Linked DNA regions of Homo sapiens: region 2 is linked to region 1. A link is a contact called in ENCODE Hi-C or POLR2A ChIA-PET data. All regions are on one chromosome and are shown on one strand. The core of a region is the stretch at or near the end of the contact, and the rest is flanking DNA. Distances in the headings are between cores, read along the strand shown.

Region 1 (4,399 bases), core at 581-3,080:
GCAGAGATGCGCCGCTGCAGTCCAGCCTGGGCGACAGAGCGAGACTCCATCTCAAAAACAAACAAACAAAAAAAATTAGCTGGGTGTGGTGGCACACGCCTGTAGTCCCAGCTACTTGGGAGACTGAGGCAGGAGGATCACTTGAGCCTAGGAGGTCGAGGCTGTAGTGAGTCGTGATTGCCCCACTCCACTCCAGTGTGAGCAACAGAGTGAGACCCTGTCTCTAAAATAAATAAATTTTAAAAAATACATATTAAAACAAAAAGGAGTCATGCATCTCAAAGTGCAAGCCTGGTAGCTGGTAGCAGCTTTCTCAACCTGAGTGGCATTAGCTAGTTCATTCGCTCACATTAGAGAAAATTTCTTCCCTCTCACTAAACAAATCTTCTGAGTAATCACATATACCAAATATTGAGAGAACGTGGATCATTGGGACCTCATACATGGCTGGTAAAGTAGAATAATTGCTTTGGAAAAGCAATTTGGTGCTATCTTGTAAAGCAAAACATGCAAATAACCAGTAAATCCATTCTTAGGTGGACATAGAGTAGCCCAAGTGCACCAGGAGCCAAAGACAAGAATGTTTAGAGCAACTAATATGGTTAGGCTCTGTGTCCCCACCCAAATCTCATCTTGAATTGTAATCCCCATAATCCCCATGAGTTGTGGGCGAAACCTGGTGGGAGGTGATTGGATCCTGGGGGCAGTTGCCCCCATGATGTTCTCATGATAGTGAGTGAGTTCTCATGAGATCTGTTTGTTTGATAAGTGTGGGGCTTTTCCTCCTTCATGCACTTCTCTCTCTCACCTGTTGCCATGTAAGAGGTGCCTCTTCCCCTTCTGCCATGATTGTAAGTTTCCTGGGGCCTCCCCAGCCATGCAGAACTGCGAGTCAATTAAACCTCTTTTCTTTATAAATTACCCTCTCTGGTATGTCTTTATAGCACTGTGAAAACAGAATAATACGGCAACTCTGTTCAGACTTCTAAAAAGTGAGAAAGTACCCAAATGCCAACAGGGATACAAATAAATAAACCTGGTCTAGTCATACAAAGTCCTAGTACACAACAGTGAAAGTGAATGACCACAGAGCAGCATGCATAAAACTTAGAACAAAATGTTAAGTGATGAAAAGGCAAGTCCCGAATACTATAGATAGTATGATACCACTTTTAGAACACTCAGAAACTAAACACTATCTTGTTAAGATATAGGCATATGTGATAGAATCATTTTTGAAAGCAAGGAAATTAAAAACATAAGACTTTGGATCCTGGTCATCCTGGGTTGGGGGAGGCAGAGAGGGAGGGCTAGGAAAGAATACCCAGTGGAGGCTAATTTTTGGCGATGTAGTAATTCTTGGATTGTGGACACTTTATGACTCATAAAGAGGTCACACATATTCTTTTGTATATATCAAATATCATATTAAGGACATAGAGGAGAAAGGAAGATGTTAAGGGTTATCTTCTTTCATTTCTTTCTAGTCCTCAACAAGGAGAAATAAATAACTGAGAGGCTCAGAGAAAGTCCGATTGTTAGAGAAATTGCGGTCATGTCTCTCTTGAACTTTTTGCTGCCTTCAACACAATGCTTTCTTCACAGGAAGTGTCCAGGCAAAACCTCATTATCAACTCCAAACATGAAGCTCATGTCCAACAGGACATGGGAAGCTTTCAGTTGCCATACGCTGCCCCCAGAGAATCCACTCATTTTGTGTGCTTGTCGACTGTCATAGCTCAACTTGAGTGTCCACACGATAAGCTCTTCAAGGCAGAACATTTCCAGCTGTTGTGGTCAGACAGCAGCAGGTTCTTATCTGAGGACAGCAGGGCCATGTGGCACACCACAGCCGGGGCAGTGTCAGGGGAAGCATGTGGTCTCTGTACACAGTAGCAGGGTCCAATAGACAGCAATTAGCACCGGGAGAATGAAGATGAACGGGACATATACATAACCTTCATAAAAATGTCACAGGGAAAAAGACTCACAAACCATATGGATCCATGCTGGGGCTTTCCCAGGCATGGCCTTTTATGAGAGGTCTTTTCTCTGCTGTGTCTTCCTGGCCAGTTCTAAAAAGGGAAGTAAAGTAATAGGCTGCCTAGGTGATGTTGGATCAAATGTAAAGGACATTTAAATCCACATGTTGTAACTTTCTCCACTCTGAGTTTTCTTGATCAGTTGTCTCATCAGCATCATATGTTGATTGTTAATTAGATGGACCACCTCCTCTTGTACTATTTTCTCTTTCAGTTTTAGTGATATTTTTCTGAACCTATGAATATTTCAGAAATTTCCTCATCCATTTTCGAAAGACCAATACTTGGGTGTTCTTAGTTGTTAGCAAAGAAACAGAAATCCTCACTGGCTGACTTAAACAGAAATATAATTATTCAAAAGGATTTTGTCTCACTTACAAGATCATTGAGGTGGCTGCATAATCAGTCCCAGGAAACTGACTGTGCCTGACCCCATTCTAGGTACTCGAGAAATATCTCTGAAGGAAATAAACAAATGCCTCCACCCTCTTGAAACTTATACTCTAGGTTAGGGTCGGGGAGAGTGAGTTATTGGGAGACAGACCATACCAATGGATACCATAAAGAAGTAAGTTAGGTAAGATGATTGTAAGTGATAAATGTTTTAGAAAAAAGGAGAGCAGAGTAAGTGGAATGTGTTAGGGTTCTTCAGAAAAACAGTCAGGTTGACACATAAAATTAACCATTACAGGAGATAAGAAGGGTGGGTGTAGAGGGGCTTACATGTGCAGTTTTTAAATGGTGTGGTCAGGAAGGTATCATGAAAAGGCTGACATTCAAGCAAAGATTTGCAGAAGCATAGGAATGAGAGAACTTGTTGTGCCCATTGCAAAACATACAATATGGCATGTGGACCATTTCAGAAGGCACAAGGAAATGATTTCTGGGATTGGGGAGGGTGGGAGGGAGGTAAGAATGAGGGATGTGCTAAGCCTTATGGGGAATAAAGAGATAAGGGGGTTAACTGGGAGCATGGGGCTTTTTTTGCTAATTGATATAAACAGAGAAAAAGGGCTAAATGAGAGTATTCCTGGATGGATTCAAGGCAGAGAGTGTGGACTAGAGGAAAATAAATTTGGGGTAGCTTTGTCTTAGGCTTAATTTGCAGGTCCTTTCTGGCCCCTGAAAATGGTGGCAAAGGCCCAGGGAGAGAGTGGCCTCAGACTCAGTGCACTTATTGGAAGAGATGTCTGCTTATTTTGGGTTTTTAGGGTCTGTCTTAATATGTTAATAGAGTTAAGATTTTTGGAGAAGCTGGTGGTTATTCCCAGTGTGCAGACCTCTCTTGACACTTGATGACAGGGTAGAAAGTCTAGGTGATTTTGGTGGAGTCATCTGACCAGCTGCATCTAGGTCATGTTCCCATCCCTATTCCCAAAGGAGATTGGTAAATAGAATATCTGACTCATGATGCAAAGTCCTCAAACATTACACAGGGATTTGGATGCTGGACCATTGAAAAAGAAGGAAGATATTTAATGTATTTTTTAGTCTAGCCTTTTTAAAATGTAATGAATTTTGGGTTCTTCATAATACAAAATCCTCTTCTATCATTTTCTTTACAGTTTATTTGTTGAGGAATCTGGGCCATGTGCCCTGTAGTTTCTACCATCTGGACCTGCTGAGTGCATATTCATGGTGCTGTTCAACATGTTTCTCTGTTCTCTGTATTTTCTGCAAACTGGCAGATGAATTTAGTCTTTTTTTTTTTTTTTTTTTTTTTTTTTGAGATAGAGTCTTCCTCTGTTGCCCAGGCTGGAGTGCAGTGGTGTGATCAGGGCTTATGGCGGCCTCAAACTCTCAAACTCCTGGCCTCAAGGGATCCTTCCAGCTTAGCTTCCTGAGTAGCTGGGACTACAGGCACACACTAACATGCCTGGCTAATTTTTAATTTTTTTTTTTTTTGTAGAGATAGGGTCTCATCATGTTGCCCATGCTGGTCTGAACTCTGGGACTCAAGCGTTATGCTTCCACCTCAGCCTCCCAAAGTGCTGGGATTACAGCTGTGAGCCACTGTGGCTGGCTTGAATTCAAAGTTTTGATCTGACTTAAATGAAACCTTTTTTTTTTGCAAGATATACGAAGTGTTATTTCATCAGGAAGCAAATAATGTCTGGTTATCTTTTTTTGGGAGGTATTTTTAGCTACTATTGATGCCATATGCCTGGATCAATTAGTTCTGGGTTACAAAAGGATAGTTTTTTAAATTCCACATATTATTTTTAATTTATTATATTTCAACTTTAAATGCACTTTATTTTTTAGAACAGTTTTAGATTTACAGAAAAAGTGAGCCGATAGTACAGTGTGCCTACATTCCCTTCTCTCCATATAACCAGTTTCCCCTGTTACTATCT
Region 2 (4,535 bases), core at 1,501-4,000, 190 kb before region 1:
CGCCTTCCCGGGGCCCGCTCCCCCCGGGAGCGCGCCTTTCCCAGACTCGCACCTCCAAGGTCAGGACGCGGTGGTTCCACATAAGCGGCTCGCGGTCACCACTTCTTTCAGGTCACTCTCGGGTTTCCCGGCCACCATAAAGGGCCACGTCTGCGGGAAAGAAGAGGGTGGAGGAGGTAAGTGGCCGTGGCGGAGGGGGTGGGGTGGACTCGGGGCCTGAGATGAAAGGAAGGGGGGCGGTGGGGGCAGGCGGTGCTCTGGAGAGACCGGTTATCTCTGCAATTTACTCCCGGTCCTAGCGCACCCTGCGGCTGCATAAAGCAAATAGCTGCTTTGGCGCCAAGTCACAGCTCGAGGTGGTGGTGGTGCTGGTGGTGGTCTTTTAGAATGAGAGCCAAAAGGGCTTATACTGGGTTCCTTGTGAGACTCAATGCAGGAAGCCCCGGGCAAGCCGAGAGTGGGAGAGTGGGTGGTGCTGTGGCACTGCCTGGAGGCAGACGCTTTGGCAGTCTGAGCCGGGAAGCCCAGAACGACCTTGTGCCTACTGGGCACCGAGTTCGGGGCGAAGCGCCCTCCTGGCCTCCTTCTGAGGCGGTGGTCGGGTTTCAGGGCCCTGTCGCTTTCATCGCCTTTCATCACCATCTATTTCCCTAGTCCGACTTTCGTTTCTTCCATCGCAAACACCGGCTTTGACTACAGCTTCTAGATTAATCACCACCTCTTAAGGAAAAAAAAATGCTATACTACATTGACTTTTAATTTAAGATCGTCTTCATGCTGGACTGAGAAAGTATGCTTTCTCTTCCTTTCTCCGGGCTGTTTTATAATAAAGCTCATTTAAGTTTCTTATTCAAAGATGAAGAGAGTAGCAGTTGTAAATATTCGAGGCAACACTTTCATTTTAGGTGGAGATTTTAAAAAGCTATTTACTCATTGGGGGGGAAAAACCCCAAACTTTCAATTGGAGAGAAAACATTTTTCATGGTAAAATGTGGGTTTGCATCTTCTTCTCCAGCAATTCCAGAAACCAATTCGGTGAGAAGACAATTCAGACCCCTCTCACTACTGCTCTAGTGCTAGCTGATAAGACTTGCCTTTTAAAAGGAAAAATCTCTCATTCTTATCATATACAAACAGAGATCCTAGTAAGTTGTTGTTATTGTTTTTCTTTAGATCTTAGAAGTTTTAAAATAAAATCAAATGAAAAAAATTAAGATATATTTCTTAAACAGTAAAATACATTTGAGAAAAAAGTAGACTCAATGATTATCAGTTTTTTGTGTTAAAAAATTAGGCTCAATGGGCATTACTTTTTAAGATAAAAGGTAACATTTCTTAAATCTTGGGTGAGAGTGACCTATTTTAGTATTTATTACACTCATACTAGTGAGGATTTACTGATTTTGCTGATCATTACTAGAACTTCTGGGATTTAAAAATATTAATCCACTTATAGGAGAAGCACAGAATATTTAAGCGGTTAAGGGCTTACGTGGACAATTTGGGGGGCATAGATGTGTCCTTATCCAATGGTCCTAAATATGCTTGTGAAAGAAACGGAGTTGGGTGTTTTTATTTACAAGGAAAGGAAAATCAAGTTCCACTCTCTGCTAAAAGAAGAAAAAAGGATTAACAAAATGCCTGTCCGCTCGCAGCGTCTTGTCAGTGTTCTCAGTTCCGCAGCAGCCACTGCACCCCAGGGAGGATGGCGATGGAGCGGGAGCGGGGGATCCCTCCTCTGTGCCAGCTCAACACACTTGCAAACTTTTAATTGGGCTGCCACGTCAAACCCTCGCATAAATCACTCCCGCTCCGGGGGCTGGTAGGGCAGAGAGCGAGGGCCGTGTCTAGACCGCCCGCCTCCGGTCCCTGGAGGCTCTAGGCCCGCGGTGGTCGAGATGTGTAAGTCACCGCCGCGCCCACACCCCCACTCCCAGCCCCGCGCGCACTCGCGCCCACCGCAGGCGGGAGTGCGGGCGCGCCTGGACTGCAGCTGCAGCCCCGGGAGCACTCACCAGGTTGACCGGGTGAATGTACCCGTTCTCGTATTTGTCGTTAGCCAGGATCTGCCTCAAGTGGGCGATGTAGCTGGACGCCAGCCTGAGCGTGTCCAGCTTGGAGAGCTTGGTGTCGGGGGGCACCCAGGGCAGGGTGGTCTTGAGTCTGGAGAAGGCCTTGCTCAGCACTCGCATGCGGGCCCGCTCTCGCGCGTTGGCGGCGTTGCGCTGGACCTGCTTCCCCTCCTGGCTGACCCCGCTCAGGGGGCTCTTCTTGGTGGGCGCCTTCCTCCTCTTGCCCAGGCCGCCGCGGCCCTTCTGGGGAGACCCATTCTCGCAGTTGGAGCTCTCCTCGGTGCTCTCGTTGGAAGTCACAAATTCCTTGTTCGAATCCATTTTCAACCCGTCACATTCCAACATCTCCACCTCTTGAAGGTCCTCCACATCGCTGAGGGAGCCGGTGGACATGTTTGGGGGAGTGGACGAGGGAGAGAGAGAGAGAGAGACAGAGAGACAGAGAAAGCGAGGAAGAGGGTGAGAGAGAGACAGAGAGACCCTGAAACCAAGAGGCCTCCCGAGTGTGGCGCAGCCACCTCCTGCTGGGAGCTGGAGTTGGGGTCTGGTTGGGTCTCACAACCCTTTCCCCTTCGCAGAGTTGTGAGAAGGAACCCCGAGGACTTCTGCAGCAGAGGAACCGGCTCTCTGTTTCCCCACTCCCAGAGTCGTGGCCGTAGAGGAGGGTGAGCGAGCGCTGAGGAATTTGGTGGACACTAGGAATTTATCTGGGGAATAGAGGGGCGGATCCTTGCAGCCCAGGGAGGGGCCTGCCAGGCCCCAGCAAAGCGCTTAGACCCCTTTCACAACCGGAGGGAAACTCAATGCACAGACCCTGATTTGCAACTTGTAATGTAAATCAACTCAACTGCATCATGTACTTACCAGCCACCTTCTCCCAACTGTGGCCGGGGCCGAGAAGCAGCATGTTCTGTCCATCTGTAAAAGGCCTTCTTTCTCTCTTAAGACGTCACAACTGGTTGTTACTGAGAACTTTAGAAAAACGACTAGATCGTTTGGCTCTTTCTGGGCCTTCCACCTACACTCCATGCCCTCTCTCCTCCCAAGAAAACACGAATTAAAATACAGGGAGTATCAACCGCATCCTGCCAACACCTCATAAGACTCCAAGGCTTTACCGAGATCTTCCACCTTCCCCGGGATAAATGAAGACAAGTGCTTCCTAGAATCTTTATGGTGATGGAAAAGTAAGTATAAAACATTTCACCTACACCTGGTCATTTTCAAGACATCAAAGGACTGCCTACGTGTACACAAACATACTTGATTTGCACACTCAAACCCAACCACACACAGCTTAGTGGGAGTGGGTAGGGAATGAGAGGGCAGTATGAGTGTGTGGAAAACATTATGTTAGTTGATCATCTTTTCCTAATAAATGGAAACTTTCCCCTCGGTTTTTTTTTCTTTTCTAGAAATGCATTTAATATTGCCTTGAGAGTCTTTGTTGCTCTCAGACATCACCTTGCCTGGCACTTTTTGTGATGCACCGTCCCTTTCAATGCTGCTGTCTTTGTCTTCTTCCAGCCTGTTAGGTGCCAGTGTTCCTCACATGAAGCTGACATTACACAACACAAAGCAAGACTATCCTTTTGAGAAAGGTTCTTTTCCATCTTTAACCCCAGCTCGAACCACCTTTCCTAGAGAATAAGAAAGTCTCCTGGGAAGTAGGTAGAAAAAGCACAGGGAAACAGAACCTAGGGATTGGATGAAATTGGTGCAATGAAACCAGGGAGACTGAAGGCATAAATCTCTCTTACAATTTCTTTGCCAGGTTTTCTTCCCTTGCAGGTAGGCATTGAAGTTGAGGGGCTGGAGCAAAATGTAAGAGTGGTTTCTGAGTGGTTGGCTTAGGGTCTGAAGGCTTCTCCTACATTAAGATATCATATCTCTAATCCTAGGCTCAGCTGGGAATTCACTAACCTCTAACGTTTTGTTTTGCTAGCAGGGTCTTGTTTGCTTTCCCCCTATGCTGTAAACTAAACAGGTTGTCAGCAAATCAGTCTTTATTAATGAATTAGCGACCCCTCTTCCATAATATCTTCGCTGAGGATCCAAAATTTGTTAATCACCAGTGTAGAGATTTATGAGCTCTCTTATTTTCTGTTGTTTGTGCAGGTGGAGATTTAAATGACCACATCCACCCTAAGATTTATTGTGAGAATGATTGATGTTATAAACCAGGAAAAGGACTCTTCCCACAGCAGGGATGACAGAAATATCAAGTTGAAGTTGCCTTTGTCTTCACATACGAATGACCCAGTACTACAACACAGAAAGTATAATAATTTAATCTGAGGTTCAAGACAGCAGTGAGAGAACACCCAGCAGGCCTGTTAAAAATTTCTTCACTAATTCCTCAACTAGTTTCCTTTGATTTGCTCTCCCTTTTCTCAGTCTTGGTAAAACATGAAAGTTAAAGTTATTTTTAGACTAAAGAGCTATGTGAAAATGGGCATTGGC

Evidence for each region. Hi-C counts contacts between places; a loop is a spot of excess contacts on that map. ChIA-PET counts read pairs that join two places held with the same protein, here RNA polymerase II (POLR2A). Pooled maps may share reads with other maps.
Region 2: a map of Right ventricle myocardium superior shows a loop between it and region 1 (5-fold over the local background). The contact joins the promoter of TCF21 here to the enhancer-like site in region 1. A Hi-C loop is called at or near these places in 1 of 168 maps with a recorded cell type or tissue (Right ventricle myocardium superior) and 8 of 50 pooled maps. POLR2A ChIA-PET finds 5 or more read pairs at or near these places in 1 of 52 experiments (AG04450).

The regions. Positions count from the first base shown.
Region 1 is chr6:133,699,187-133,703,585 of GRCh38, reverse strand. All of the region lies in intron 4 of TARID (TCF21 antisense RNA inducing promoter demethylation), which reads left to right. Among named protein-coding and RNA genes, the nearest start is that of LINC01312, 120 kb to the left of the region's middle. RefSeq lists a cis regulatory region at 1,815-1,832 and an enhancer at 1,752-1,896. Within about 2 kb of position 1,830, at least 2 of the 41 ENCODE cell types and tissues checked have a DNase peak (open chromatin) inside an H3K27ac peak, as active enhancers do.
Region 2 is chr6:133,887,328-133,891,862 of GRCh38, reverse strand. TCF21 (transcription factor 21) reads right to left here and starts at 2,750. Exons shown (of 2, transcript NM_003206.4): 1 at 2,016-2,750; 2 at 1-150. The coding sequence starts at 2,465. The coding sequence ends at 61. It overlaps TARID (TCF21 antisense RNA inducing promoter demethylation), which reads left to right and starts at 2,857. Exons shown (of 9, transcript NR_109982.1): 1 at 2,857-3,259. RefSeq lists enhancers at 273-1,037, 2,289-3,202.